Linked DNA regions of Mus musculus: region 1 is linked to region 2. The links are chromatin loops, found by intact Hi-C in ENCODE. Cell type or tissue: left cerebral cortex. All regions are shown on one strand. Each heading gives the region's core, and the rest is flanking DNA. Links, peaks and the distances in the headings are about the cores only.

Region 1 (16,071 bases), core at 3,961-11,960, 97 kb after region 2:
TTGGGGGGGGATAGGGTCTCATGTAGAAACCTGCTAGAAACCTGCTAGGGTCAGCTTTGAACCCCTGATCTCCCCTCTACTTTCCAAGTGCTGGGATTATGCGAGTGTTCGAGCACACCTGGCTCTTTCTGGCTTTTTTTTTTTTAATTTATTTCATGTATATGAGTACACTGTAGCTGTCTTCAGACACACCAGAAGAGGGCATCAGATTCCGTTACAGATGGTTGTGAGCCACTATGTGGTTGCTGGGAATTGAACTCAGGACCTCTGGAAGAGCAGTCAGTGCTCTTAATCGCTGAGCCATCTCTCCAGCCCTCTTTCTGGCTTTTTTAAAGATGGACTCTAAGGGAATGAGGCCCTCTGTGAACACTGGATTTAACCCTATCTATTCAAAGGCTTTCCCTCCAACTACCATCACTTTGGAGGCTGAGGATTCATTATATGACCTTTTTGTGGAGAGAGGGACACAGTTTAATCCATAATATTCTGCTTCGACTACTGATCAAGACTGTATAGCCATGCATAGTGTTGCAAGCCTTTGATCCCAGTACATGCCTGTAATCCTAGCACTCAGGAAGCCAGGAGAGTTCCAGGCTAGCCTACTCTACATGGTGAAACCCCGTCTCCAAAAGAACAATAAACTGAACAAAAATATGTATTATTTCCTAAATAAGCCTTGTTTGCTCTGAGCGGTATGAATGAAATTAACAAGAAAAATTAACAGGATCTCTACTTCGGGAAGTTGCGATCAGTCAGTAAAGTGCTTGCTGCACAAACATGAAGGCCTGAGTTTGAATCCCGTGTAAAAAGCTAGGCATGGTAGTGCCTCTGTAATCCCAGGGCTGAGGAGACAGTCCCAAAGGCAAACTAAACTGGCCAGCCAGTCTAGCAGGAAACTATGAGTTCTAGGTTCCCTAAGAGGCCCTGTCTTTAAAAACAAGGTGAAGAGTGTGTGAGGAAGACACCCATTATCTGTGTCTGAGGAATGGATGAGTGTGCCCTTACACACCACACACACAGAGAAATACCTGAGAAATAGACCCAAATCGCACAGTGTGTCTGTCTGTAATAGACTCGTGGGAAGAGTTCGAGAAAGAGATTCAAAGTGGACATTGAAGGGCCAGTAAGACGGCTCAGTGGGTAAAGGGGCTTGCTGCCAAGTCAGTGGATCTGAGTAGTAGACTTTGAGTAACAGGAGACATTTGTCAGTGGAACAAGAGAAGAGACCCCCCACCCCCAAGGCAGAGGCAAGCCACTGAGGAAAGCAGAGCTGTGTCAACAGATTTCATGGGAAGGAGTTCAGGTGACAGGGCTGAAAAGGGCCCCTGAGGACAAATGGCAAAGACTCAGTCATCACAGGGCTGAGCGGTCTGATTTGCTTCTTAAGAAGTCGCCTGGAGGCCAGGCTCCAGGCACAGGCCTGTAATCCCAGCTACTTAGTAAGCGGGAGCAGAGAATCACATGGTCTAGAGCTTCGAGCTTCGAGGGCTAGCGAGCCAGCTCAAGGCCAGCCTAGGCAACTCAGTGAAACCAGACCGACCGTCTGGGTTGTGCCAGCCACCTAATGACCCACACGGGCAGATGTGATGACTGAGCCCACCTGTCTGGGTGCCTGCCCTCTCTGGATGTGAGCCTGGTATCTCCGTAGCACCCTGTTTGCTCTTTGATATTTGTCCACTGTTTGGTGTGCAGTTTTGTGTTTAGCGGAAGAGGTGGTGATCCAATTACCTAGTCTCCTACTGACCGGCAACAGAAGTCCTATGTTCCCAACTTGAACGCCTGCCCAGGTAGAGTTCTGTGAAGTCTGCTGTCATTACCATACAGTGCTGAATGGAACAATTTCTTGACCATATTTCTTTTTTTTTTTTAAGATTTATTTATTTATTATATGTAAGTACAACACTGCAGCTGTCTGCAGACACACCAGAAGAGGGCATCAGATCTCATTACAGATGGTTGTGAGCCACCATGTGGTTGCTAGGATTTGAACTCAGGACCTTTGGAAGAGCAGTCAGTAACCCCTTAACCCCTGAGCCATCTCTCCAGCTCCTTGACCATATTTCTTATCCAATTGGGTTGGGCGGGGCGGGGGGGTGGGGTGCGGGCAGGTGTGCAGCTGATGTGGCTTGTCTGGGATTTATGGAGTAGTCTCTGAACTAGAGGGCCTTCCTTCTGAGGTTAAACACCTCTGAATTCTTTCACAGACACACACACAGACACACACACAAACAGTTGATGACGAGAAATTATATGTATTTGCATTTGTATATGCAGACTTTCAAGTACTGCATTTTGTTGTGCTTTTCCCACGACCATATTAGGAAATGTGTCTCAAAGACCTGGCTGTGCCCTCAGGACAGCCAGGAAAACCCGGATTGAAGTGGAAACAGGAAAGAGTAGAGGCCTGTTGAGGAGAGCCACCACATGCTGCCAGGAGTCTGTGTGACAAAGGGGCTGAGTGTTGGAGTCAGATGTATTGATTTCTATCTATGCCTGCCTTCTTTCCTGCCAGGGTTTTTGTGTTGCTCAATGACTGTGATCCAAAGGGTGGCCAGCGTCTCTGAGGACTCTATGCCCCTGCACGGAGGTTACTTAACTCTTGGGACAGTCCCTCTTCATCCTGGCGTTTTCAGACAGCACCCGCGTCTCTCTGTTCTCTCTGTTCCACACTAGAGCCCGTCCTGGATCTTCTCTGTGAGGAAAGGCGAGGCCAGGGGAGCTGGCTCACCCCAGTGACGGAGCTTCCTGGACAAGCCTGGCAACAGAGAGCCAGTCCCACAGGGTTGCCCTCTGACCTCCACACATGTGCCATAACAGCACGGATGTCCACACACTTGGATCATGGACACAAACAAACACACAATAATAATAGGGTTTTTTTTTTTAATGGACAGAATGGGGTTGGGGAGATGATTGTAGGTAACGTGCTAGCTGTGCAAGCGAGAGGATCTGAGTTCGAAGCCCCAGCACACATATAAAAAGCCAAGCTTAGCAGCATGTGTGCCTATAATCCCAGTGCCTGATACAAAAGAAACTCAAGGTGATAGTGTTGATGTTATAAAGGACTTACTAATAGGTTAGCTTAGGAGACACCAAACCACACAAGGGAGATTTTATATATATAATAGCTAAAGGGATGCCACCTCCAAAGTACCTAGAAGATAAGCAGTCTGCCACCAGGCCAGTTAATGTTTGCTCTCCAGGACTGACAAATGGGACAGCATGGACTTACACCTAGCCCCATTCCCACACAAAGACAGACTTCTAACAGGCAGCTCAAATGGCAGTCTGGGCGCACACTGTCCTGAAGTTCTGGTCCACCATTAAGTCTTCTGTGGGCTTGTCAGGAAGAGCATGATTCTGCCAGGTAGGCAAGACGGTCCTGGTAACAACTGCTCAGTTGTATGCAGTATGCAGTGTCTTTGCTGTGTAAACCTCCCATCTGCCTAAGTGGCCAGATTTATAGTCTCCTTCTCTGTTTAAATTGTTCAGAGTGAAGTGCGTTCCTTTAGCCCCAGCACTCTTGGGGTGGAGGCAGGTGGATTTCTATGAGTTGAAGTTCAGCTTGGTCTACATAGTGAATTCCAGAACAGCCAGGACTACATCGAGAGACCCTGCCTCAAAAAAGAAGAAAAAGAGGAATCAGTCAGCAGTGGTGGGGCACAGCTTTAATCCCAGCACTTGGGAGACAGAAGCAGGTGAAGCTGTGAGTTCCAGGTCAGCTCAGTCTACAGAATGCGTTCCAGGACAACTCTGAGAAACCTTGTTCTGAGAAACCTTAGAAAGAGAAGGGGAAGGGGAAGAAGGGGAAGAAGAAGGGGAAGAAGAAGGGGAAGAAGAAGGGGAAGAAGGGGGAAGAAGGGGAAGGGGAAGGAAGAAGGGGAAGGGGAAGAAGGGGAAGAAGGGGAAGGGGAAGGGAAGGGGAAGGGGAAGGGAAGGGAAGGGAAGGGAAGGGAAGGGAAGGGAAGGGAAGGGAAGGGAAATTGTTCCAATTATAACCTGGGGAGGGACCTGAGAGCTTTAGGGATGATAGTGTTTGTGGACACATGAGCCTAAGGTATACATAAGTTAGTGATGTCTCTTCTACTCATGTCTAGCTCACCTTTGAGTAGCAGGCACAGGCAGTTGTGAGAGCCTCAGTAAAGAGCTGAAAGAATGGACTCCTTGCTTTCCTGAGTGGGTGGGGTGATTTCTCACTGCGGGAAGTACACGTTTTCATCTTGTGGAGGAGAGGCACAAGCCAGAGGATCCCAGGGTCCTCCTGAGCAGCCAGCCTCGTTGCCTGGTCCATGAGTAAGTTTCTAGGCTCCATGGGAAACACTGTCTCAAACAAAGAGGAAGAGTGGTAGAGAAGGCATGTGAAGGACAGCCCTGTGACTTCTACAGCTGCATCCCCAGGCATCCATACCTGCAAGCACACACCACAACAAAGAAGAAGAGACTGGAAATGTGAGAGACAGACACCATGGGAGGAGTCCTGGAAAGGTGCAGCCTGGCTGGTCGGGTGGACCTTTGAAGGTTATATGCACCACTGGCTCTTGGTCTACTTCACACCAATACCAGTACATTGCCATGAGCTCCCACCACCATGCTTCCCCACCATGGTGGACGGGAATTGCTTTGAAACCTTCAGGGATTCCCAGGAAGCACTCTGCTCACAGGAATGCAGAACTAGCTAATACAGACTGTTTCCAATAAGCCTGTGTTCATGCGTATTCAAATTTTCGTAGCTGCCAGCAGCTGCTCTGACATCGCTTTTTCTTTTTACATTTCTGTGTGTGCGTGTGTGCGCGCGAGCGCATGCGTGCATGCTTGTATGCATATGTGTGCAGCAGACCGTGAAGGTCAGAGAATAACTTCCTGGAGTCAGTTCTCTCCCTCTACTCTGCAGATTCTGGGGCTCATACTCAGGTCATCAGGCTTAATAGCAAGTACCTTTATCCACTGAGCCACCTGTCCAGCCCTAGAATATCTTTTAAGGGCATAATTTACTTTAAAATACCACCTCACCATGTACAAAACATATTCATTTTTTCCCCAAAACTTTGTCAGGGGGCTTGGACTCAGTTGGTAGGATGCTTGCCCAGCATGCATGAGACCCAGGTTTGGTCCCCTGCACTGCATAAAACCGGGCATGATGGAGCTTGCCTATATTCCCAGCATTTGGGAGATGGAGACAGAATGATCAGAAGTGAGTTCAAGGCCATCCTTGGCTCCATAGAGAACTCATGGCCAGCCTGGCCTGCATGAGCTCCTCTGTCAAACACAGAACAAGCCGGGCGTGGTGGCACGTGCCTTTAATCCCAGCACTGGAGAGGCAGAGGCAGGCGAATTTCTGAGTTCAAGGCCAGCCTGGTCTATAAAGTGAATTCCAATACAACTAGAGCTATACAGAAAAACCCTGTCTCGAAAAACCAAAAAAGAAAAAAAGAAAAAACAAAACAAAACACACACACACAGAGAACAAAAATATCAAGTTTAGGTTGGCCTCCAACCTCCAAATCATTCTTTTTTTAAGATTATATTTGGGGCTGGAGAGATGACTCAGTGGTTAAGAGTGCTGACTGCTCTTCCAGAGAACCTGAGTTCAATTCCCAGCAACCACATAGTGGCTCACAACCATCTGTGATGGGATCCGATGCCCTCTTCTGGTGTGTATGAAGAGAGTGACAGTGTACTCACACATATAAAAACAAATAAATCTTCTAAAATATATATTTATTAAATTATGTGTACATGCATGGGTATGTGCTGTGCTTTAGTCCAGTGCCTGTGGGGGCCAAGGAGGGTGTTGAGTCCTTCAGACTAGAGTTACAGGTAGCTGTGGGCTGCCTCATATAGGGACTAGAAACAACTCTGATCCTCTGCGAGAACAAAACACTCTTAACTGCTGAGCCATCACTCCAGCCCCTGGTCCCTAAGGCCACACGGCCTAATAATGTTATTCTCTATGGGCCAAGCATTCAAACACATGAATCTATAGGGGCCATGCCTACTCAAACCACCAAAGGCTGCTTTCACTTTGGGACAATTATGAATGATGCTGCTGTAAGCATTCATATGCAATGCATTTGTTTTGGTTTTATTCTTGCAGTGCTGGGGACTGAACAAGGAGCCTCAGCAAGAGTCAAGAGCTCTCCAGCGTGGTCTACAGAGTGAGTTCCAGGATAGCCAAGGCTACACAGAGAAACCCTGCCTCAAAAACAAACAAACAAACAAAAGAGGCAAGAGCTCTACCACTGCAGAACAATAATGTTCTCACACAATAACTTCCATTATTGTGTGAGAGCAAGTCTGCACTCATTTAACATTGGGAGCAACAGCCAGACAGTTCTCAAAATGGCAGCACTATTTCATGTCCCTACCAGCAGTGTATTAGGGTCCCAACTTTACCTACCAAACAATAGTTACTGTCTCTATCTTTCTTATTCTAGTCATCCTTGTGAATGTGAAACATGATTGTCATAGAACTTCCGCTAGTGGGGGTCAGATCCAGAGTCCCATGCTGGACAAGCAAATGGGCAAGCATTGTAACAACGAGAGAGAGACAACCCCAGCTCCTCACTAGTTTGTTTGTTTGTTGTTTTTGTTTTTTCGAGACAGGGTTTTTCTGTGTAGCCTTGGCTGTCCTGAAACTCACTCTGTAGACCAGGCTGGCCTCAAACTCAGAATCCGCCTGCCTCTGCCTCCCAAGTGCTGGGATTAAAGGTGTGTGCCACCACACCCAGCCTGTTTGTTTGTTTGAAGATATATATATATATATATATGAGTACACTGTCTTCAGACACACCAGAAGAGGGCATCAGATCCCATTACAGATGGTTGTGAGCCACCATGTAGTTGCTGGGAACTGAACTCAGGACCTCTGGAAGAGCAGTCAGTGCTCTTAACCACTGAGCCATGTCTCTAGCTCTCCAGGAGTTTTAAAATAAAGCACTTTGTTATTCAGCGCCTTCTTTGATCCTTCACTTATTAGACATGTGCTTTATCCCCCTGAAGCTATGCATTGTCTGAGTTTGTAACTATGTTCTAGCTAACTTGTGTTGCTGTTTGAGAAAGGACACACACCATGGAAGCCAGAAGAGGGCATCAGATCTTCAACAACTGCTGAGAAGTGATTATGAGCCACCTGATGTGGGTGCTAGGAACTGAACCTGCGTACTCTACAAGAGCAGCAAATGCTCTTAATTGCTGAGCCAAACCTCCAGTCATGAACCTAGACTGACCTAGAACTCCTGATCTCAAGTGTTGGAATTACAAGCATGCATTGCCACACTGGGTGTGGTGGATTTTACATTGTGATTAAAGACCATACTCTCACCTTACATGGTGGAGTACATCTTTATCCTAGGATGCTGGAGTTAGAGTTAGGTATATCTCTGTAAGTTCAAGGCCAGCCTCATCTACGTAGCAAGTTCTAGGGCAGTTAGAACTACATAGTGAGACTGTCTTAAGACTAAACAAGAACATACTCTTTCTAATTTCAGCTCTTTTAAAGTTGCTAACACTGGCTTTGCTGATATTGTAGGGCTGTAGTAGAACAACAGTCTCTGTAACTTATAATGAGAAACTACAGTTTGGAGTTCTGTGTCTCAGCTAGGTAAGTCATGGTAGCTAACCATGTTATATGTATATTTGTGGTTTTTAGCTTGCGTTTTGTACTCCTTGTGGAAGATATGGGTTTAAAAATCACCATGATGACCCCAGCACTCAGGAGGCAGAGGCAGGTGGATTTCTGAGTTCCAGGCCAGCCTGGTCTACAGAGTGAGTTCCAGGACAGCCAGAGCTATACAGAGAAACCCTGTCTCAAAAAAACAAAACAAAAAAAAATTACCATGATGGGGGCTGGAAAGATGGGGCTGGAAAGATGGGGCTGTGGTTGAAAGCACTTGCTGCTCTTCCAGAGGACCTGAGTTCAGCTCCTCCATCCTGGCCTCCAAGGGTACTCTCACATGACATACACCCATAGAGTCACACATAGACACATAAATAAAAATAAAATTAAAGTAAGTAAGTAAACAAAAATAAGGAAAATCACCATGATGGTGGTGGATTCATCTAGTTTGCTTTATAAATTCAATGATTTTTTTTTGTTTGTTTTGGTTTTTCAAGACAGGGTTTCTCTGTGTAGCCCTGGCTATCCTGGAACTCACTTTGTAGACCAGGCTGGCCTTGAACTCAGAAATCCGCCTGCCTCTGCCTCCCGAGTGCTGGGATTAAAGACGTGAACCACCACACCTGGCTGGTTTTTTTTTTTAAGATTTATTTATTTATTATATGTAAGTACACTGTAGCTGTCTTCAGACACTCCAGAAGAGGAAGTCAGATCTCGTTATGGATGGTTGTGAGCCACCATGTGGTTGCTGGGATTTGAACTCGGGACCTTTGGAAGAGCAGTCGGGTGCTCTTACCCATTGAGCCATCTCACCAGCCCCTGATTTTTTTTTAAATGTTTCTGATGCACTTATTTACTTGGGAGCACACATATGGTAAGCACTTGGTGGGAGGTGATTCTTTCCATCTACTTTTGGGACCTGGGGATTGAACCCAAGTTGTGATGTTTAACATGAAGCACCTGTAGGCACTAGGCCATCTGACCAACCCTAATTCTATAAAGTTGTGTTTCACACAATATGAGGCCATATTGAGAAAGCTTACACCATTTATCACCATTGCATTTTGTGATGCATTGACTTTGGTAGCACTATGAGTGGAACAACTGTCTCTATCTGATGGTGTTATGGTTTGGATATGAGTTGTTCTTTCTAAATGACTCATGGATGGATGTCTTGTTCCCCATCAGGGAATCCAATCACTGAGATGTTATTCTGGGACACGGATGTTGACAGAGCTTGCCAAGCATACACTAAGCCCTGGGTTCAGTCTCTAGGATAGCATACACTGCACATGGTAGCACAGGCTACGTGAAACACTGCCTTAAAAAATATAGGTGGTGCCGGGCGTGGTGGGGCATGCCTTTAATTCCAGCACTTGGGAGGCAGAGGCAGGCAAATTTCTGAGTTCGAAGCCAGCCTGGTCTTCAGAGTGAGTTCCAGGACAGGCCAGGGCTACACAGAGAAACCATGTCTCAAAAAAAAAAAAAAAAAAAAGAAAAGTCAGGCATTGTGGTACACACCTATAATTCTAACACTTGAAGATAGAGGCAAGAGACCCAGAAGTTCAAGGCCATGCTCAGCTATGTAGTTAAGTTTCAGGCCAGCCTGGTTGGTAAGACCTTGTCTCTCAAACACCTTAAAAATGAAACGAGAGAGAGAGAGAGAGAGAGAGAGAGAGAGAGGTGATTTTATCAAGATGGCTCTGATCAGTGGGCTGACATATCAATAGAGTACTTAAAGAAAAAAAAAAGCAGAGTCTCTATATAGCATGTAGCTCTGGCTGTCCTGGAATTCTGGAATTTGCAATATAGACCAGGCTGGCCTTGAACTCACAGAGCTCCACCTGCCTCTGCCTCTCAAGCATGTGCTGATAGAATCTTTTCTCTTTTTTCCTTAGTTTTACATGTATGGTGTTTTGCCAGCCTGTATGTGTGGTCAGCATGTGCATGCCCCGTGTCTGTGGAGGCCTGGAGAGGGTGTCAGATCCCCTGGAATGGAGTTATAGACCATTGTGAACCATATGGGTTCTGGGAATTGAACCCAGATCCTCTGGACAAACAGCCAGTGCTCTTAACCACTGAGCCACCTACCCCAGCCGTAGGGTGGGACTTTGCTAGAGGAAGTACCTCCTGGGGTGTACCCTTCCCCTCCTCTCACCTCTTCCTGGCATCCTTGCAAGTACTGACCATGCGCACGCCAGGCAAGCCCTCTACCAACTGAGCCCCAGCCCTAGCTTGTTCCTTCCTTTTTCTCAGGTATTTGGTCTCAGCAACCAAAAACTGACTAGCACCATGGCTTTGCCCATTTTATCTCCCGTTGCTATGGCTACATCAGCCTTCCTATGGTTAGTGTTTGCAGATGTATATTCCTCTAGTCTTTTTTTTTTTTTTTTTTTTTTAACGTTCAGCCCTTCCTGTATCTTTTTACTGCAGACATTTTTTCTTGTAAACAACATATGGCTGGTTTTACTGGTGTGGAAATATTTTTTGTTTAATGGAAACATTCCATCATTAATATTATGCCACTAATGAATTTGGATTTGCATACTCATTTTGCCATGCACTTTATCTTCTGGGTTCCTAGTCTTCCTCCTTCTCACAACATTTCTTAGATTGATTTTCTTAATTCCATTTTTTAAAAAAATGTTGTCATCTGGTAGGATGGCTCAGGGGTAAAGGTCCTCACCTCAAAGCCTGAGGCCTTGAACCTGATCCCTGAGCAGCACCTGAGAGAGAGAGAGAGAGAGAGAGAGAGAGAGAGAGAGAGAGAGAGAGAGAGAGAGTGCTCTCCTGGAAACTGTCCTCTGACGTCCGTATTCTTGCTGCGGTGCAAGAGAGAGACAGAGACAGAGAGAGACAGAGAGACAGAGACAGAGACAGAGGGACAGAGAGACAGAGAGACAGAGACAGACAGAGACAGACAAAGAGAGAGACAGAAACAGAGACAGAGACAGACAAAGAGAGAGACAGAGAGAGACAGAGACAGAGAGAAAGAGAGACAGAGAGAGACAGAGAGACAGGGGGAGGGGAAGAGAGAGGGAGGGAAGAAGGGAGGTAGAGAGAGAGTGAAAGAGAAAAAGAGAAGGGAGAGAAGGAAGGAGGGAGGAAAGGAAGGAAGAGACAGAAAAGGAAAGGAAGGAAATTATGTTTTTTAAAAAAGATTTATTTATTATATATAAGTACACTGTAGCTGTCTTCAGACACACCAAAAGAGGGCATCAGATCCCATTACAGGTGGTTGTGAGCCATCATGTGGTTGCTGGGAATTGAACTCAGGACCTCTGGAAGATCAGCCACTGCTCTTAACCGCTGAGCCATCTCTCCGGTCCCCCAAAAATGGAATGGAATTTTAAAATCATTCCACATTTCGCCACTGTGGATTTGAAAGTTATTGCTTCTCAGTTTTCTGACAAAGATCAGGTGTGGAGTTTGAAGTTACTCTGAGTTAACCCAGATTACCACTGGCCAAGTTTTCTTTCTGGAGACACGGGAGGGACTGTTATGTGCGGATGCTGTTCGGTTTAGTAGCTCTGCCTCAACAGCTCGGGCATTTGGTGTTTTTGAGAGGATCTCAGGTAGCCAAGGCTGGCTTCAACCTCCCTATGCAGCAGAGGGTGGTCTGGGACTTCTGATCCTCCTGTATCTGCCTCCCCCATACAGGAGTTAAAGAATGCACTGCCGACATCTGCCTTATGCGGCTCTGGGGATGGAGCCCAGGACTTTGTGCGTGCTAGGCAAGACTCTACCAACTGAGCTATATCCGCAGCCCAGGCTTGAACATTTAAGATGTGACTACTGAATGTGAGCAGCTGAATTTGTGTATTTATTTATTTAGATGCAGGACATCAGTCACTGTGTAGTCTAAGATGGGCTTGAATCCCCAAACCTCCTGTTTCTGTCACCCTGTTTTAGGACTACAGACATACCCAACCATGCCCAGCCCTGGATTTTGAATCATTTTACTTAAATTATACACACACATGCAGATGGCAGCTCCCATATTGCATACATAGCATAGCTCTAGAGATTATGTGCCCATTTCTTGTCAGCATCTGATTGTCCTTGGACCATGAAGGCAATTCTTTTTTTGTTTGGTTGGTTTTTTTTTTTTTTTTTTTTGGTTTTTTTCAGACAGGGTTTCTCTGTGTAGCCCTGGCTGTCCTGGAACTCACTCTGTAGACCAGGCTGGCCTCGTACTCGGAGATCCACCTGCCTCTGCCTCCCAAGTGCTGGGATTAAAGGCCTGTGCCACCAATGCCCGGCCCGAAGGCAATTCTTGATATCTTACAAGTGATTTGGCTTAGATTTTTTTAAATTTATTTTTATTATATTTTATTTATTTATATGTGTGCATGTATGCAAGTGGATGTCAGAGTCTCCTCTCTCCTTCTACCATGTGGCTCCCAAGGATCGAACTCAGGTTTGGTGTCAAAAGCCTTTACCCACTGAGCTGTCTCACAGCCAGCTAGTCTGGCGATTTGCCGTAAACATGATCATGTAACCAACCCTGTTCGTAAATGAGACATGAGTTCAACCAGCTCTGCTCTCAGGTTTCTTACTGTTTGAAGCTACGTCATTAACTCCCGTGAGTCTCGGGTTCCCTCTACTAGTCACAGGCTCTCCCAATCAGATTGCTTTTAGGTATGGTGGGGGGGGGGTTGTTGACATGTGTCTGTGCACCACATGCATGCAGTACCTGAGCAGGCCAAAAGAGGGCGTCAGATCCCCTAGAACTAGAGCTACAGAGTTTTAGGACCTGCCCTGTGGGTACTGGTAATGGAACCTGGATCCTCTGGAAGAGCAACCAGTGCTCTTAACTGCTGAGCCATCTCTTGGCTCCCCAACCAGATTCCTTCATTGTACCTTATCAGTACTGGGTATCTGTGTGTGCTTGTGAGTGTTTGTGCAGTGTATTTATGTATGTGTGCGACTCTCCCCTGTCTGTGAACACGTGGAAGCTAGAAGTCAATGTTTGATATCCTTCTTCACCTTATTTTTGAGGTAGGATGTCTTACTGAGCTTGGGGCTTGCTGTTCTAGCTAAACAAGCTGGCCAGCTGGCTGCAAGGATCCCCTAGTCTCTGTAGCCTATTCCTGTAGTTATAGATGGGAAACACCACAGCCAGATTTTATGTGGGTCCTGGGGATCTGAACTGACACCCCCATGCTTGCCCAGTAAGCAGTTTACCTACTGAGCCATCTACCCAGCTCCAAAGCCCTTTGAAAGGATTTTAACACAATAGTAACACATAGTAAATAGGATATTTACTATAATATAAGGCAGGCACAATTTAGAATAATCTACATCTACTAACTCACTTAATCCTTTTACCTACCATGTGTGACAATTGCTTTAATCACCCCCCACCTTACAAAAGAAGAAGCCAGGAAAACATAAATGGTTTCCTGTGAGCCAGACACAGAAACTCGTGCTTAGCAGTCCTCATTACTCAGGGCACTGAGGCAGAAAGGTCTGTTGACCTTGGAGAGTGTAGCTCAGCAGGTGGATCACCTGCCCAGCATGCATGAAGCCCTAGGCTCCATCCCTAGCATGGTGTAAACTGTGCCTGTGACATAAGCCTATAATCCCAGGACTCAGTGGGTAGGGACTGATAGATCAGAAGTTCATAGCTCGATTGAAGACAGCCTTGGGTACCTGAGACCTGGTCTCAGAACTTGGGTTCAGGTTGGTACCCACAAATCCCACTGCCTTTCTGGCTGTTTTCCTCATTGGTTAATTTGCTTTCCATCTGACTTCCATAGAAGAATGGCTTTTGAGATTGAATTCTTCACTAGGTACTCAGTAGGCGGCCATCTTTGTGGAATGAATGACTTTCAGGCAGAGATTTGCTTGTTTGCACCCATCACTCCTATCCTGGAAGAAGGCTGAGCCTTCCTTGGGAGGCAGTGATAGGGACCTGTGACATTGTCATCTCTTCCCTGGGCCTCTGATGATGTCCTTCCCTTGGGCTCCAGAGTGAGGCCTGTGCTGAGGTCTCCAGGGCCCTTTGTTTGGGTTCGCCCTTTCTCCTGCTGGGTGCTGCTGGTCCCCTGTGGAAGCAGAGCTGGCCTTCCTTCTTGGCAGTCCTGGTGTTCATTTGATGTTTCCGAGGCCAGGCCCAGCGGGTGGCCGGGTTTCTGCTGTTAATCACACAGCCTTCTGGGGCCCATCCACGTGGCTGGCTTTGAGGGTCAGCCAGAGCTCTGGTGGGAACCGCTCACTGCTCTAATTGGCTCTCTCTTGGGAGGCAGCAGACCCTGGGTCTCCCTTGTCTTTACTCTGGCGACAGTTTCACCCTCTCAAGGAGGACAGCATGCTTCCTGGTGCAGCTGGTTCTGTGGCCAGCCTGGGCAGAAGTTCACACTTGTTCTACAGAAACCCTGGGGCAGCCTGGGTCCTCGCCCAAGGCCATGACAAGGCCAAGCTAGGCTGCCAGGAGTAACCTTCAGAAAGCCCAATGACACAGCTCTGCTCACTACTCGTTGGCAACTAGAATGAGTTCCCACAGGAAAAAGGACTTTCCCTCTGCTCCCCTTGGCCACCCAGGCCCTGCCAAACATCCGACACAGGGCTCTGGCTTTTGGTGTTCACCAAGAGACATCCATGTAAAAACAGGCACATACTCCAGAGTCCCTGCAAACCTACAAGCCAGGGGTGACCAGAGCAGACTTGTATCCCCGTTGACACAGCATGGCATGCACGCTTCTAGGGACCATCCCTCACCTTTCCCTTCCCGTACAACTGAAAGCGTGTCAGACACCATCTGGGCTTCATTTCAGAGGGTCCGGCAACATGTCGTCCATCCTCCAGACTCCAAGAGCCTCTCGAGCAAGGATGAGCTAGTCCCAGTCACCTGTTTGTGGTTCACATCACTGCTGTGAAGTCCCAACATTCATGGGCCTGGTTCAGTTGGACTCTAGCAAAAATGTCCAGGGTCCTCCCTCCAAAGCCCAACCTGTTTTCTTATTTCTATTGTCGTGTGTGTGTGTGTGTGTGTGTGTGTGTGTGTGTGTAGTGTGTGTGTGTGTGTGTGTGCGTAGTGTGTGTGTGTGTGTGTGTAGTGTGTGTGTGTGTGTGTGTGTAGTGTGTAGTGTGTGTGTGTGTGTGTGTGTGTGTGTAGTGTGTGTGTGTGTGTGTAGTGTGTGTGTGTGTGTGTGTAGTGTGTAGTGTGTGTGTGTGTGTGTGTGTGTGTGTGTGTGTGTTATTTTGTTTTTAATTATGTGGATGGGTGTCCAAGTTTGATTTCTCCGTTGCTGTGATAAAACAGCAAGACCAAACCAACTTACTGGTTACAATTCATCGCTTCAGGAAGCCAAGACCAGGAATGTAAGCCTGTTAGGAACCTGGAGGCAGGAACTGAAGCAGAGACCATGGACGAATGCTGTTTATTGACTTGCTTCCTATGCCTGACTCAGCCTGCTTTCTTTTCTTCTCTTTTCTTCTTTTTTTTAAGATTTATTTATTTATTAGATGTAAGTACACTGTAGCTGTCTTCAGACACCCCAGAAGAGGGCATCAGATCTTATTACAGCTGGTTGCTAGGATTTGAACTTAGGACCTTCAGAAGAACAGTCAGTGCTCTTAACTGCTGAGCCATCTCTCCTGTCCCTCAGCCTGCTTTCTTTTGCCATCCAGGACTATTGCTCAGGAAACAACTCTACTGTCCCCTGCAGTATCCTAGATGTTCCTCAGAGAGCTTGGCCCTACTGCACCAATCATTAATCAAACAAATGCAGCTGGGGGGTTGTGATGACCACTTTTGATCCCAGCACTCAGGAGGCAGATTTCTGTGAGTTCCAGTCCAGCCTGGTCTACAGAGGCAGTTCCAGGACAGCCAGGCAGGGCTACATGGAAAAACCATGTCTTGAAAAAAAAAAGGAAGAAGAAGAAGGAAAAAGAGACTTGGCCACAGACCAGTCTGATACGGTTTCCTCTTCTCTAATGACCCTACTTGTATTCTTGTATTAAGTTAAAACAAAACAAGCCAGCCCTGTGGGTATATGTAAATGAGTGTTGGTGCCCATGACGTCCAGACCACTGGATGCCTCTGGAGCTGCGTTTAGGAGCTGTTGTGAGCTGTTCAAAATGGGTCCTAGGAAATCCTCTGTAAGATCAGTGCCCTCTCTTAAGTGAGGAGCCATCTCCCATCCCCTGTGTTTTTGTTTGCATTTACTGACCTCAGCTGCAGAAAGGCCTAGGAACCTACCTTCCCTCCCTACCCTCACCAGAGTCCCCTGAGCTCCTCATTCTGGCTCTTCTTGCAATACTTGAGGAACACTTCAGGAATCCACACTACACACCAGAGTCCACATGTTTCACATCTGTGTCTAGCCCCCTGGCCTCCCCTCAGAACCTGTCCTTAAGGAAGCAGTTTTGAGGCCTTCAGGACAAAAGACATTGGGTTTCTTTTGTGGCAAGTGTGGATTACAGGAGGAGGGAATGATTCCCGAGTGGGA
Region 2 (16,071 bases), core at 4,160-12,159:
AGCTTTCTGTGTTTGTAATTCTGCCCTAATTGCACATGAGAGAATATAGACTGCAAGATTAATAAATAGAAGGTCATACTTATGTAGGAGTGACTTTGTAGTAAAGCTTTTTGGGGGACACCCATGCTCTTTAAGCAGACCCAATAAACTTACTGGTTCCATAAATTGCTCTTTGGTGGGATCATATTGGTTTGTTGTTGCTATCCTACAAAGAGGGGGTAGATTCTTTTTTTTTTTTTTTAAAGATTTATTTATTTATTACATGTAAGTACACTGTAGCTGTCTTCAGACACTCCAGAAGAGGGCGTCAGATCTCCTTACAGATGGTTGTGAGCCACCATGTGGTTGCTGGGATTTGAACTCTGGACCTTCGGAAGAGCAGTCGGGTGCTCTTACCCACTGAGCCATCTCACCAGCCCAAGGGGGTAGATTCTTGTTTCCCCTGGTAACGTGCCTGAAACAAGTCCATCTATTGCCTGCCCAATCACAATTTATATTCAGTGTTGATGGAAGCTTTATAGGTGTAATTGCTAGTTTTTCCCTTTCATTGCATTACAAACAAGCCCCACCCCTCTCTCTGTACCTTTAGGTGTGACTTAGAGGAGGAAATGGTCTAATGCTGAATCATAATTGTGTCAATTTGATACGGTTCTAGGTTCATGTAAAATGGATTTTGGACACTGACGTTTTCAATGAATGGATGAATGAAGAGGATTATGAAGTGGATGAGAACAGAAAGCCAGTGAGCTTTCGTCAACGAATTTCAACAAAGAATGAAGAGGTATTTCACGTGGCACTATTTCTATAACACTGGTTGCTTTTGCTCTTTCTAAGTATTTTCTTTCTTGATAATCTACACTTACACACTGTGGGCCATCACCTAAGATGTCCATGTATGAGTTATTGAGTGACTTAGCAGCCATCTGTTGGCATCTTCCGAGAGAAGGGAGATCTTAGCTGACTTTTCCAGCAGATACATGGTAACTTTTTAGATTAATTACTTAATGTATCTGGGTGTTACAGCATGTGTGTACATGTGAGCATGTAGTGTCTGGATGCCAGAATAGGCCTGCTGGGAATCAAACCCTGCAGCAGCCAGTGCTCTTCACCACTGTCCTGCCTCACCAGCTCTTGGTTTTTGTTTTTGTTTTTTAACTATTTTTATTTTATGTGCATTGGTGTTGTGCCCACATGTATGTCTATGTGAGGGTTCTAGAACCCCTAGAACTAGAGTTACAGACAATTGTCAGCTACCATGTGGGTACCAGCCCCTTGTTTTAATTTTTAATGCATTTTAAAATTTAGCCATCAAAGCAGTAATAACTTTCATGTTTTTAAATAATACCATGCGATAGCTTAACTTATCTACCAGGTTTTCTTAGAAAAACCAGTGTGTTTATTTAACTTCACTGTAAACACAATGTTACAAAATACTGGTCTTAAAATATTTTGAGAATTAAAGTGCTTCAGTGTTTTATGACAATAGGGGATTTAGCATTTAACGTTTGTATTCCTATTAAGTACAAGTCCTTATTTGTAAGAAGATACCACAGTGAAACTTATTACTTTATATGCTACCCTGAAATTTTTTGGTTAAGTGAAGTTCAAGTTCTGATTATTTACTCGTGATTCCATAAAAGGCAGTATTTGTGCTAGACCTGGTGGTGGTGCATGCCGTGAATCCTAGCTCTCTGGTGGCAGAGGCAGGCAGATAGGGCTGTGTGGTTTTGAGGCCAGCCTGGTCTGCATAGCAATTTCAGACCAGCTGCAGTTACATAGTGAGACCCTGTCTCTACAAATAAAACCACAACTTTTTTTTTTTTCTTTTTTTAGATTTATTTATTTATTTATTATATGTAAGTACACTGTAGCTGTCTTCAGACACTCCAGAAGAGGGAGTCAGATCTCGTGATCGGATGGTTGTGAGCCACCATGTGGTTGCTGGGATTTGAACTCCTGACCTTCGGAAGAGCAGTCAGGTGCTCTTACCCACTGAGCCATCTCACCAGCCCAAACCACAACTTTTTGGCTACATGCGTCACTAGAGTAAGAATTTGGGCCAAGAAGAAAGCCTTTTGTAACTTGGTTTATGGCAGTCCAGTGAAGAGACCTGTGATTCTAAGATCATTTTTATTTATGACAGCTAAATTTTGTTTTGCTTTTTAAACTTCCTTTCTGTTTGATTTTGTTGCTGTTTTAAATAAGTGTATTCTGTAACTTCATTTGTAGCTCAGGCTGACCTGAATTGGCAATACCAATCTTTTTGGTTTTTTGAGACAGGGTTTCTCTGTGTAGCCCTGGCTGTCCTGGAACTCACTCTGTAGACCAGGCTGGCCTCGAACTCAGAAATCCGCCTGCCTCTGGCTCCCAAGTATTGGGATTAAAGGCATGTGTCACCACTGCCCGGCTGGCAATACCAATCTAAGCCTTCCCGTGCTGGGAATGCAGGTCTATTTCCCCAAGCTTGCCTTGTTCTTTTTTGTTTTATGTTTTCTTTGACATTTATATTTGTATATATTTGTATCTGCATGTATAGATGTTAAACCATTAACTGAAAATAGAGAGATTTCATGTTTTTACACTTGTGCTCTTTTTTTTTTTTTTTTAAGATTTTATTTATTTATTATATGTAAGTACACTGTAGCTGTCTTCAGATCTCCTTACGGGTGGTTGTGAGCCACCATGTGGTTGCTGTGATTTGAACTCAGGACCTCCAGAAGAGCAGTCAGTGCTCCTAACTGCTAAGCTATCTCATCAACCCCCTACACCTGTGCTCTTAATACTAAAACATCTTTGTCACACTGTATGTTGCAAGATTTTATTTATTTTTTAATTTTAAATTTTTTTTTAATATTTATTTATTTATTATATGTAAGTACACTGTAGCTGTCTTCAGACACACCAGAAGAGGGAGTCAGATCTCGTTAGGGATGGTTGTGAGCCACCATGTGGTTGCTGTGATTTGAACTCTGGACCTTTGGAAGAGCAGTCAGGTGCTCTTACCCACTGAGCCATCTCACTAGCCCTAATTTTAATTCTTTAAAAAAAATTTTTAAAAATAATTGGAGCCGGATGTGGTGTTTAATCCCAACACTCGGGTGGCAGAGGCAGGCGGAGTTCTAGGTCAGCCTGGTCTACAGAGTGAGTTCCAGGACAGCCAGAGCTACACAGAGAAACCCTGTCTCAAAAAACCAAAATAAATAAATAACATATATATATATATATATATATATATATATATATATATATATTTGTGTTTTTTTTTTCCACACAATGTTTTTCTGTTTATCCCTGGCTGTCCTTGAACTCACTCTGTAGACCAGACTGGCCTCCTAAGTGCCAGGTTTAAAGGTGCTAACACCCCCTCTCCTGGAGCTGTTGGGCGATTTTATAAATGCCACTTTAGGCAGGATCATTTGAGCTTGTAATTTCAGTAGCATGTTTCATATATTAGTAGTTACTGAAATGCTTTTCCCATCTGAGAACACAAATGTTGAACAGAAATTGTTTTTTTCAGGGTCCAGCTGTGCCTTGAGTGCTTTTGAGGATGTGTGGCTTAGGATTAGCGTTTCAGATCTGCTGTGTTGCTGGACACTAGGGCAGTAGTTCTCACCCCCTTTAGTACAACTAATTCCTCATGTTGTAGTGACGCCCCCAGCCATAACATTCTATTTGGTGCTACTTCTTAACTCCTGCTGTTTTGCTGGTATTTAGTGTTTTTTACTTGTTTTGTTATGAATTGTAATATAAAATTAATCTGTTTTTGAAACAACCCCATGAAGGGGTTGTTAACCCTGCAAAGGGATTGCGGCTTACAGGTTGAGCCTGGCTGACCTAGATGGTCAGGAATGCTGGTAGTTGGTGCTTGTTTTGTGGCTTCCTTTGCTCTGATGCAGAGATTGGGCAGTGTATGGAAAGTCAGCCTGGACATGGGTTTGTAGAAACTGACGAGTGGATAAGCTTGCCTGATACTTACTTTCATTTTCTTCTCCCTAGCCAGTCAGAAGTCCAGAAAGGAGAGACAGAAAAGCCTCTGCCAACTCTAGGAAGAGGAAACCTTCCCCTTCTCCTCCTCCTCCCACAGCCACAGAGTCCCGCAAGAAGAGCGGGAAGAAAGGGTAAGATGTTTGTAGCTTGATCTGAAGTCAAGGAGAGAAACTTGGAACAGCTTTCCTAGGATTTTCCTAGCAACCACATGGTGGCTCACAACCATCTGTAGTGGGATCCGATGCCCTCTTCTGGTGTGTCCAAAGACAGCAACAGTGCACTTATACATACGATATGTGTAAGACAAATAAAATCTTAAAAAAAAAAAAAAAAAAAAGAAAGAAAAGAAAGAAAAGAATTCCTTGAATACAGCCTTTCCCTTGTACTTACATGTTGAAAAGGTGGGAAGTAAGGTGTTTCAGGAGTCCTGTCCTGAACCATGTGTGGTGCCATTTAGGAGGCAGGGTTGACAGTACTGCTTCAGTTTTGAGTCTAGCCTACTCTAGAAAACATGTTCTAGTGTAGCCTGAGCTCAATTCCAAGACACACAGTTATTGTCTCTATTGGATCTGACCACCTCTCCCATTTCTGATTAAACTTACTCACAGAAGTGATAGAACCTGGAACTATTAAACTATTGAATGTTCTGACAAGCCTGACCATTTTGTAGTAACAATTGGAATTTGTAATTGAATAGATTACTGATAATATAAAATGAAACTTCAATGCTTTATACAATGCCTAAAGTTTATACTTACAGTGTGGGTAATATTTGGTGAATTCTATTACTATAAATAGATATTTGATAATTTCAGACTTCCCTACTTTAACATATACATTTGGTTTATTGTTTTTATAGTTTTTTGTTTTGTTTTATTTTGTTTTCATTTTCAAGACAGGGTTTCTCATATATCCCTGGCTGTCCTAGAACTGTAGCCCTAAACTCAGAGATTCATCTGCCTCTGCCTCAGCCTCTCTGCCTCAGCCTCTCTGCCTCTGCCTCTCTGCCTCTGCCTCTCTCTGCCTCTGCCTCTCTGCCTCTCTGCCTCTCTCTGCCTCTCTCTGCCTCTCTGCCTCTCTGCCTCTCTCTGCCTCTGCCTCTCTCTGCCTCTCTGCCCCTCTCTGCCTCTCTGCCTCTGCCTCTCTGCCTCTCTGCCTCTGCCTCTCTGCCTCTGCCTCTCTCTGCCTCTCTGCCTCTGCCTCTCTGCCTCTGCCTCTCTCTGCCTCTGCCTCTCTCTGCCTCTGCCTCTGCCTCTCTGCCTCTGCCTCTCTGCTTCTGCCTCTCTGCCTCTCTGCCTCTGCCTCTTGAATGCTGAGAATAAAGGTGGATCTACTTTTGTTTGATTGGTTATTGATAACTGTTTTTTTCTTTCTTTCTCTCTCTCTCTCTCTCTTTTTTTTTAAATTTTGCTTTGGTTTTGGCTTTTTGTTTGTTTTGTGGTGGAGGTATGAGGAGTAATTTGAGATGATGGCTCTGTGTAGATCCTGGAACTTTCTCTATAGATCAAACTGGCTTCATACTCACACAGATGTGCCTATGTTTCACTGAGGACATGTGCCACCACTGCCCAGCCTATGTTTTGTTTTTGTTTTTTAGGCAGGTCTCTATGTAGTCCTGTACCTCACTAGGTAGACAGATAGGCCTCACACTCAAAAGACATCTATCTGTCTCTGGAGAAAACAAGCTAGATTCATTTGAGAAGAAGAAACCTAAATTAATTAATTAATTAAACCTAATTAATTCCCTACCCTACGAAGAAGCCTGATATGGGAGGGCTCCACTCCCTGTATGTGGCACCACCTCTAGACTGGATGGTCCTGGGTGTTACAGGAGTGCCAGTGAGCAGGGCAGTAAGCAGCCCCCTCCACGTCCTTTGTTCCGTCTCTGCCTCCAAGGTCTTCTCTTTGCCTGCCATGTATTCTCTTTTCTTTTTTCTTTTCTTTTCTTAATTTATTTTATTTTTTATTTTTGAGACAGAGTTTCTGTAGCCCTCTGTTTGTGTAGCCCTGTAGTGTTGGTTAGGTAAATCAGGCTTGCCTTGAACTCTCGGAGATTCTCCTGCTCCTGTTTACAGAGTGCTGATATTAAACGTGTGTGCCAGAACTGCCTGGCTTCTCCTTGGTACTTTTGTTAATTTGTGCATCTATGTGTTGGTTAAAACAACCTTGTTGTATTCCTGAGGTGGCTAATAGTCCATATATAGAGTTCTGCCCACCATCCTGAGTGCTTCAGTTAGAGTCACATGCCACCACACCCTAATGTGGTTTTGTTTGTTTGTTTGTTTGTTTGTATCATACAGTATGTCCTTTTTGTCTTTCTCTCTCTCTCCCTCCCTCTCCCCCCCTTCCTTCCTTCCTTTTTTTTTTTTTTTGAGACAGGGTTTCTCTGTGTAGCCCTGGCCCTGGCTGTCCTGGAACTCACTTTGTAGACCAGGCTGGCCTCGAACTCAGAAATCTGCCTGCCTCTGCCTCCCAAGTGCTGTGATTAAAGGTGTGTGCCACCATCACCAGGCTTGTCTTTATTTTAATTCTCAACCATATTGTTAGTTTTACAAATGATAACTATCCAGAGAAAGCAGTGGCATTTTTCATAAGGAACATGAGGACTTTTTAACACTCAAATGATACCTCAAGAAAATATAGTTGTCCATATCCTACAACGCTTTTTCCTTTTATCGCTTCTAGGCTATTTGAATGCTGTGTTTCTTCAGCAGGAGTTCTTTCACTATACTAATTGAGACTCCTCATATGAACAGTAGGATGACTGTCCTATTTTACGTACTAATCACTTAGAGTTTGAGGCTCATTGGATGTTACTTGAGTCAAGTATTTAATTTGCTTGATTATTTCTTGTTTTTAAAAGTGGTTCTGAGTATAAGTAGTAGTTTAGATAGAACTTGATACATTTTACTAAAAGTATCTTTTTCTGTCCCATATATATTAGACAAGCTAGCCTTTATGGGAAACGTAGAAGTCAGAAGGAAGAAGATGAGCAAGAAGATCTTACCAAGGACATGGAAGACCCCACACCTGTACCTAACATAGAGGAAGTGGTTCTCCCTAAGAATGGTGGGTATTCTTTTCAGCAAACCTGGTGTTTGCTATCATTTCACCATGAAAACAAGTGATGTCATGTTCTGAATATGCAGTTGTTTTCTTATAGTTTTTTGAAATAGCATCTCCCCATGTGGCTTCGGCTGTCCTGAAACTCACATGTAGACGCAGACTAGTCTGGAACTCACAGGGAGATCTGGCCGTGTCCATCTCTACCTCCTGAATGCTGGAATTAAAGGCTTCTACCACAACACCCATAACACATAGTTCTTAACTTTCCAATATGAATAGATTTTCTCTTTATCTGTTTTTAAAAATTCTTACTTCCTCATTTTACTTAAGGGCCATGTTGTGGTTTGTGTGTATGTATATGACTTTTTTATTTAGAAGACACACCAATCAAACAGGTACAGACATTTAAAATTGTCCTTTTTGTAGTCTTGTCAATCTGTAATCCAGATCTTCAGGAGTCTTAGATAGCAATATCCTATGTGTGAAGAAGTCTGATCTTCATGCTTGTTGTGAAAACTAGAAATAAAATGAGAGCTGGGAGTAAGAGTTTTGTGGGAGAGTGCTCACCTAGCACGGTGATGCATGAAAACCGGATCGCCCCGATGTTTGCTACACAAACATTTGGTAGAAGAGACAGCATTGCATTGCCCCCTCCCACCCCCTCTGTTGACCAGTGACCTTTCTGCGTTTGTGGAATGGAGTCACATCGCTAGTTGATTGACTGTAGATTGCGCAGGTGGTTTAATGTCTTGAGGTTTAACTCAAGGTGAGGCTTGCGATACGCATCCGTGTTCTACTCATGTTCTATCGTGTTGTTGTCATTTTTAATTTTGTTTAGTTTATATCTATGTGTATGTATGCTGCACAGACCTTAGGAAGCCAGAAGAGGGTGTCCCATCCCTTCTGATTGGAGTTATTCTAATCCACTTGGCCCTTTACTGAGTAGCCATCGCTTGAGCTCCTCACAGTGTACTCTTAAAATCAGTGTGACTGTTTCTTCTAATACATGATTCTGTTGGTTTTCTTTTTTCCCTTCTAGTAAACCCAAAGAAGGACAGTGAAAACACACCCGTTAAAGGAGGCACGGTGGCAGATCTAGGTAAAGACCCCAGATACAAACGCTCTCTCTCCTGACTCTGTCAGCTCCTTAAATACTGTGTTATTTCACAGTATTTCAGACTGTTTCTTTCATTTGCTTTGTTTACTGCTCTTCAAGATTAACCAATTGCCTTCTGTACTGTCATGCTTTAGGGTCCTATCATGAGTTATTGTTTGGGGTCCTCCCAGTGACGTGCACCTCACAGTGTATGGCGTTTTCTCAGAAAGTAGCATTAACTTGGCAGTATTGTTCCTTCACTTGAAAATAGTTATCAGCTGAGTTTTCAAGAAATAATTCTAATTAAAATACAGTTTTCAATGTCTCTCTAGTGTCTGGGAGTGGTCGTGCAGGTGTTTGATTATTAGAGGGTCAGGACTATCCATAATACTTATTTATTATGAATTTGAGGGTAGCATTGAATGATATATTGAGTTCCAGGACTATATATATTCCAGGACTAGGATATATATCCTAGTTCCAGGACTAGGATATATTGGGTTCTGGACTAAAAGACCTTTATGTCCCCCAACACCATTCTCTTTGAACAAAATTTAAAGTTCTTATTTATTATTGTGTATATGATGCACTTGCAGGCATAAATGTGGCAGTTCAGGTGTTGATGCAGAAGACAGCCCTTGTGATTCCACTATCCGTTCACAGTGGAACTCGGGGTGGATTGACCCTGAGTGCTCCAATTGTGGAACCTTTCCCCAGCTTTTTTCATTTCATCTTTTCATGTTATATTTCTTGGCTTGCTCCACAGTGGTGCATGGTTCTGTCTTAGTGTCTAAAGTGTAAACAGAGCATTTCTAATGACAGCATATCAAAGAAGATAACAGACAAAGTGTGAAAATGTTTCTGTTTTATTTTGATGCTATTATCAGATCTTATTATTTTGCCTTCCATATATTAATTTTTCTCTTTCACAACTGATAATTACTAATTCAAATGCCAGAAAGAGAAAACGTAGTTGTAAGTAGGCTTTATTTCTGCTGTTGCATGGACAATGGAAGGTTATAAAACTTGATGTTCTATCAAAAGATGGACTAGTCGGCCATCACTGGAAAGAGAGGCCCATTGGACACACAAACTTTATATGCCCCAGTACAGGGGAACGCCAGGGCCAAAAAAAAAAAAAGGGAATGGGTGGGTAGGGAAGTGAGGGGGAGGGTATGGGGGACTTTTGGGATAGCATTGGAAATGTAATTGAGGAAAATACGTAATAAAAAAAAACAAAACAAAAAAAAAACTTGATGTTCTTTGCTGTGAAATTCTGTAAACAATGATGGCAAATTTGTAATTTATTTTCCTAGGTTATTTGGGGTTTTTTGGTTTGTTTGTCTTAAGTCATTTTCTTTTTGTATTTCTGGGTGGGCTGGAACTCACTATGTATATACCAGGTTGGCCTGAAACTCTTCTAGTTGCTGTGTTATAAGTGTATACCACTATGCCCCTAAGGGTTTTTTGTTGTTGGTTTGTTTTTTATTTATTTGTTTTGAGTCAGGTTCTCTGTGTAACCTTGGCTGTCCTGAAACTCACAATGTAGAATAGGCAGGCTTAAAATCAGAGATCTGCCTGCCTCATTAAAGGTGTGGCCACCATACCTGGCTGGCATAAACTGAACCTAGGTCCTCTGGAATAATACAAAGTTCTTTACTGCAGAGCCAGCCCTTCATTTCCCTAATGCATTTTCTATAGGTTTTTCTTATTCTTCTATAATTAACACTCAGGTCATAGAGCTGCTGTCGTCAGTAGGCCAGTACTTTTTGTTGCCAAGTAGCCCACATTGGCCTCAAATTTGGAATCTACCCATCTCTTCACAATGCTGGGGTCAGAGACCTGGGCCACCATGTCTCATTTAGTCACTAATACTTTTACTCTGCTTTACCCATCCCAGGAGACTGGTTCTTCATTTACATCTCTTACAAGATCTTGTTATCAGCCGGACAGTGGTGGCGCATGCCTTTAATCCCAGCACTTGAGAGGCAGAGGCAGGCAGATTTCTGAGTTCAAGGCCAGCCTGGTCTACCGACTGAGTTCCAGGACAGCCAGGGCTATACAGAGAAACCCTGTCTTGAAAGTCCTAAACCAAACCAAAACAAAAAAGATCTTGTTATTAATAAGATCCTTATTGTGATACTATCATTATACCTGTAGAAATTATGAACTTACCATTTATTTAAAAGTTGGTATGACCTTTTGTCTCTATCCATTTCTATAGAATGACTGTTTCTTCATTTTGAATTTGTTAGTAATGACCTATTATTTATTTTCTCTGTCTAGTACCAGTTTTGTAAAGTGTAAAGATTCTGCATAACTCAAAAAGCAGAAAGTGACCATTAAAACAACTTGTTTTAATTTTGCAGATGAGCAGGATGAAGAAGCAGTTACAACAGGAGGAAAGGTAAAAGTTTATTTAGGCCTGAAATGAGAGAAGATTCTTAATCATGTGCACTGAGCAGAAGCAGAACTATATATATTCAGATTGGCCTCAAACTGACCTGTGTCCCAGGATGTCCTTGAACTATTGATCACCCAGTTTGTCCCTCCTGATTGCTGTTCACTGTACCTGAGGGGCTTGCACATGTACTAGGCATGCACCTATCACCTGGTCCCCCAGTCCATCCCTTCTCTTGTAGCATTTCAATTTCTTGATCAGGCTTGTGCATACACTCCTGTACCTAGTTAGTTTTGGTTTTGGTGTTTTGGTTTTGGTTTTTTGTTTCTGTTTTTGATTTTCTCAAGTGTTTCAAACTTTCCAGTTGGCCTTGGCCTTGAACCTCATGGCTGTCTTTCAGGATGCTAAGATTGCTGTCATTAACTACCACATACAGTTAAATTTCCTCAATCCAGTTAAGTTTCATACTCCCTGATAATAATTATATTGGGGGAGGGTAATTTTGGTTTTGTTCCTTGGTTTTTTTTTGGGTGATTTTTTTATTGTGGTGGTATGGTTTGTTTTTTTGTTGTTGCTGTTGTTGTTTTGTTTTGTCTTGTTTTGAGACGGGGCTTGTCCATCATGTAGTCCTGGCCGTTTGTGAACTTGCTTTGTAGACCAAGCTGGCCTTAAACTCACAGATCTTCCTGCCTCTGCCTCAGAGTGGTAGGAGTGACACACGTCACCACCACCTGGCAATACTTGTATTTCTTAGTCAGAATTCTTACTGAAAACAACCTTAGCATTTCCAGGATCACCTCGCAGGGTGTAATCTTTAGTCCCATCCTCTCCCCTATTTACAGTAGCAACCATAGTTGACTGTGTTGGTGGTGGTTACCTGTCAGTGCAGATCAGTACTGTAGCATGCCTAGCCTTGATTTTGTTACCTTTCTGTTTGTAAGGGTGTAGTATAGACTGCAGCTGAAGTTGACTGTTCATACTTTTAATCTTTCTTGGGCAATACGTTACTGGTCACTGATCCTGAAAGCATTGGATGACAAATAGGGTTGGCTGCAGGTGGGCTTAATTTCAGTCCCACTTGTACGTTTAGCTATGAATGATTATCATAATATTTTATTACTGGTTTTAATTTTTTTTTTGCGATAGCGTTCACCTTTCACCCCCTGCTTCTACAAGTGCAGTGGTTAGAGGCATGTGCCGCCATGCCTGGCAGAAAGCACAATTTCTTGGAATGACTTTTTACTTCCTAAGTCTGTCTGTAATAGAAATGTTACAAGGTAATGTTTAACATTACATATTTTTGTTTTATGCATTTATGGGAAGATTTTAACAAGTCATAATTTAACTATTTTTTGAAAGGTAGATTGTTTTTGTTTGTTGATTGTTTGTTTTGTGTTTTTGAGGCAGGATCTCTACATAGCCCTACCTGTCCTTAAGCTCACTGTGTAGACTGGGCTAGCCTGGAACTCACAGAGATCCCAATCTGCCTTCCAAGTGCTGGGATTAAAGGCCCAATAGGGTTTGTTTTGAAAGACAGAGTCTTGTGAATCTTGGGCTTTTCTCATTCACTGTGTGACTCAGGCTGACAGTGGCTTCATCCCACATCGTGAGCACAGGTTCTCTAGGTGATATTACCAATCAGATAGTGCTGGTCTTGGCAGAGTCAGACACAGTTTAACCTGATATACATTCTGAGGTTCCAGGACAACCAGGCCTGTACAGTGAAGGACCTCTTCTCCCTCGAAAAAAATCAGTGGCTACTTCAATAAACTTTTGTTTTCTGGTTTGGTTGGGTTTATTTCAATCACTGGCTTTTCTTAAGGAAATACTGATTTTTTTTATTACATTTTCTACATGTATATACTCATGTCTGCCACGTCACGTGTGTCTGTACATTAGAGAACAACTTTCATGGGTAGAGTCTCTCTTCCCACTATGAGGCTTCCAGGACTCAAATTCTTTTTTATTTATTTTTTTATTTTTTGGTTTTTTGAGACAGGGTTTCTCTGTGTAGCTCTGGCTGTCCTGGAACTCACTCTGTAGACCAGGCTGGCCTCAGAAATCCACCTGCCTCTGCCTCCAGAGTGCTGGGATTAAAGGTGTGCACCACCACGCCCGGCAGGACTCAAATTCTTGGTGGCAGGCATTTTTTCCTTGTTCCAAGGGGAAAAACTTAGGTCATAATTGATTCATCAGACATAGTTTAACCAAACCTGAATATAAGCACATTAATACTGAGAATATTTTTGTTAGCTTCCTTCTTTTGAGGAATCAGTTTTGTTAATGGATAATAATTTCTCCATCATTTAAATACTAGCCAGTACTTTCTGCTTTTACATCAAATTTCATTTTTCTAAAGGTAGGCTTATTTATGTATGTATGTATGTATGTATGTATGTATGTATGTACGTACGTATGTATGTGTAGGTATGCTCTAGCTGTCCTCAGATACACCAGAAGAGGGCATCTGATTTTATTACAGATTGTTGTGAGCCCCCATGTGGTTGCTGGGATTTGAACTCAGGACCTCTGGAAGAACAGTCATTGCTCTGAACCATCTCTCCAGCCCCCCCCCCTTTTTTTAAGATTTATTTATTATTATATGTAAGTACACAGTAGCTGACTTCAGTTGCACCAGCAGAGGGTGTGAAATCTCATAATGGGTGGTTGTGAGCCACCATGTGGTTGCTGGGATTTGAACTCAGTACCTTCAGAAGAACAGTTGGTGCTCTTAACCACTGAGCCATCTTGCCAGCCCTCATTCTTTTTATTTTTTTAAAAAGATTTATTTATTTATTTATTTATTTATTTATTATCTGTAAGTACACTGTCACTGTCTTCAGACACTCCAGAAGAGGGATTTGAACTCCGGACCTTCGGAAGAGCAGTCAGTGCTCTTACCCGCTGAGCCATCTCACCAGCCCCCCTCATTCTTTTTTTCTTTTCTTTTCTTTCTCTCTTTCCTTCTCTCTTTCTCTTCCTCTTTCTTTCTTTCTTTCTTTCTCTCTTTTCTCTCTTTCTTTCTTGTTTTTTGAGATAGGGTTTTTCTGTGTAACAACAGTGAATTTGAGGCTGTCTTGAAGTTAACACTGTGGACGAGGCTGGTCTCTAAGGCACACAGATTCACTTGCCTCTTCTTCCTGCTGCTGGAATAAACGGCTTAATACACTGCTGCCTTACAAATTTCACCCTTGTAAAAATTGATCTTACTTTACTTACTGTGTTTGTGGGTACACTCAAAGACATGTAGGTTACATAATGAGGGTCAGAGGACAAATTGTTACAGTCACTCATTAGGGTTGAACTCAGGTTCCAGGCATAGAGACAAGCCCCTTTGCCCACTGAGCCTTCTCACCAGCCCATAAAAATTCATCTTAAGGAATATACTGACATGTACTGGCATGCTAAGTAGTATGGCCCAGGAAATTTTGGTCAAGTCAAGGTTAAAAAAAAATCAGTCTCTGGAAAGAATATAGATTCAAAATATTTCTTAGAAAAACATTTCATACCTTTAAAAATTATAAGTAATGGACTGAGGAGATGGCTCAGTTTGTGAAGTAACTGGTGCTTAAGTTCCGATCCCCTGCACCCACAGCAGAGCCTCGTGGGGCACTAGTAATGGGACCTCAATTCCAGACCTGGGGTTGGAGTAGTGGAGATTTTTCTACCCACAAAGCTCATTCATTGCCCATTCACCACAGTCAGATTAGGGCCTTTCAGGTTCATTCAGTGACCATCTCTCAAGAATAAGCCACAAATTAATAGAGGAAGATACTTTATGCCAATTTTGTGCTTAGACACATACCTGCTCACATCCATGTAAACACCACATTCACAGCATTTATATAAATATGTGCACATTTACACACGTGCACACACACAAAAAGTTGATAATTGGTCTAGAACTTTACTGTGTAGAACATAGTAACAGAGTTTTATTATGTAGAAATGTTAACAAACTCAGAAATTTCTTCTGCCTCCTACATTCTGGGATTAAAGATACCATGCTACCATGCCAAGCTTCCGTAATATTCTTGATTAAAAACCATTTATTCTAGTCGTGAATAGAAGCTTTAAGATATTTTTTTGAAGGTGTGATCTATCTTATTGGAAATGGCTTGTCAGATGGCTTAGCTAATGAAAGCAGTTGCTCTACAACTCCCAAACCCACTTTAAGGTAGAAGGGAGGAACTAGCAATACATTTACCTCTGACCTTCGACCTTCCACTCCTCGTAACAAGGAAAAAGGAATCTAATGTCACAAAATATCCAAAAAAAAAGTAAAGGGCAACAATTATAAACCATCTGCGAATGTGAATATAACTTACAGTGTATAGTCTGTTGTCAGGTTTGCTCTGAGAAGAGATATCAGTAAAAGAAATTTCTAAGGCAGTTGAACAATTTCATTTTAAACTGTGGTAGGATTGGAACAGGATCTAAGTATGTAACACAGGCTATGGATATAGTATGTGTGCCTGCAATTGTGAGAGAAAAAGTTGGAGGACTGGGTCTCTTCTAACATGTGGGGCCTTTCCACGGTCACCCTAGTTGTCCTTGAACTCCCTGTGTAAATAAAGCTGGCCTCAGACTCATAGATCCTCCTGCCTGTGTCTTTACATGTGCTGAGATGAAAGGGGTATACCTTTACACTCATCACAAAACTCACTTTTAATAGCCAAGTAACTTCTAGTATAGGTCCTGTAGCTGTGCTTTCTGGACTTACGATGATGTGTTTATAATTTAATGCTTCTGTGTATTTTTCTTTTTGTACAGAAATATTAAGTAGTTGCTATTTTAACTCTTGCATCATTATGAGGAATAAAGGAGTTAAGGTATATAGGACTATTAGTAGGTACTCTTACTTAGTATTTAGAATAAAAGTAATCTTTATGTTATGTTAGTATCCTTACTTGTAGTTGAGGTTTGTGATCCTGAAACTGTATGGTCACAGTTGTGATCACTATTGTGAAGGGCTTCAGAGTCACCCCAGGGGTTAAGAGCACTGGCTGCTCTTCCAGAGGATTCAGCTTTGATTCCCAACACCCATGGGTTACCACTCAAAACTCCTCTCACCCTGCTAGACACTGAATGCATGTCCCACATGCCAGCATACACTTAAAGTAACGATTAAAAAATTAAAAAGCTCTTGTGAAGAGAGATTTGATACATGTATTAATTTTTGAATGAAATAGTGTTACTTTTATTTGATAATTAAAATTTGTCATTAGTTAATTTTAGCATTCTATTTGATAAGGGAAAAGTACAGTTGTTTTCAGCTCTCCACTTTTCTACTGTTAGAAATGAGACATGTCTATGCTTGAGAATTGTTTCCTTAGTCCTTCAGGTTGGATGCTACCTTTCATTGACCTCTGTCGTGTATGTGCTTGTCTGCTCTCTCTGTGAACAACACACTGGTTTTTAGGAAGATGAAGATCCCAGCAAAGGTGATCCAAGTCGCTCAGTTGACCCAGGTGAAGACAACGTGACAGAACAGACCAATCACATCATTATTCCCAGCTAC

The links. A loop is a pair of places that touch in the nucleus more often than their neighbours do. Peaks named below come from ENCODE experiments on the same cell type or tissue, not always from the same donor. Only the 100,000 strongest peaks of a DNase experiment are listed, where the experiment ranks them.
Region 1: a loop joins it to region 2, with 12 times the contacts of the local background. A loop is called at or near these places in 3 of 42 quality-filtered maps.

What each region holds. Positions count from the first base shown.
Region 1 is chr9:110,263,769-110,279,839 of GRCm38, forward strand. It overlaps Gm39429 (predicted gene, 39429), which reads right to left. Exons shown (of 3, transcript NR_168668.1): 2 at 4,103-4,320; 3 at 2,870-3,614. Among named protein-coding and RNA genes, the nearest start is that of Mir6236, 9.5 kb to the right of the region's middle. In left cerebral cortex, for the core only: no CTCF peak of the experiment used is centred there; DNase peaks (open chromatin) are centred at 4,206, 8,834 and 9,885; H3K27ac peaks cover 654 bases.
Region 2 is chr9:110,166,950-110,183,020 of GRCm38, forward strand. Smarcc1 (SWI/SNF related, matrix associated, actin dependent regulator of chromatin, subfamily c, member 1) reads left to right here. Exons shown (of 28, transcript NM_009211.2): 9 at 656-781; 10 at 3,997-4,118; 11 at 6,932-7,056; 12 at 8,093-8,152; 13 at 10,519-10,556; 14 at 15,973-16,071. Among named protein-coding and RNA genes, the nearest start is that of Smarcc1, 43 kb to the left of the region's middle. In left cerebral cortex, for the core only: CTCF peaks have their summits at 4,217 (motif pointing left), 4,418 and 7,922 (motif pointing right); a DNase peak (open chromatin) is centred at 4,186.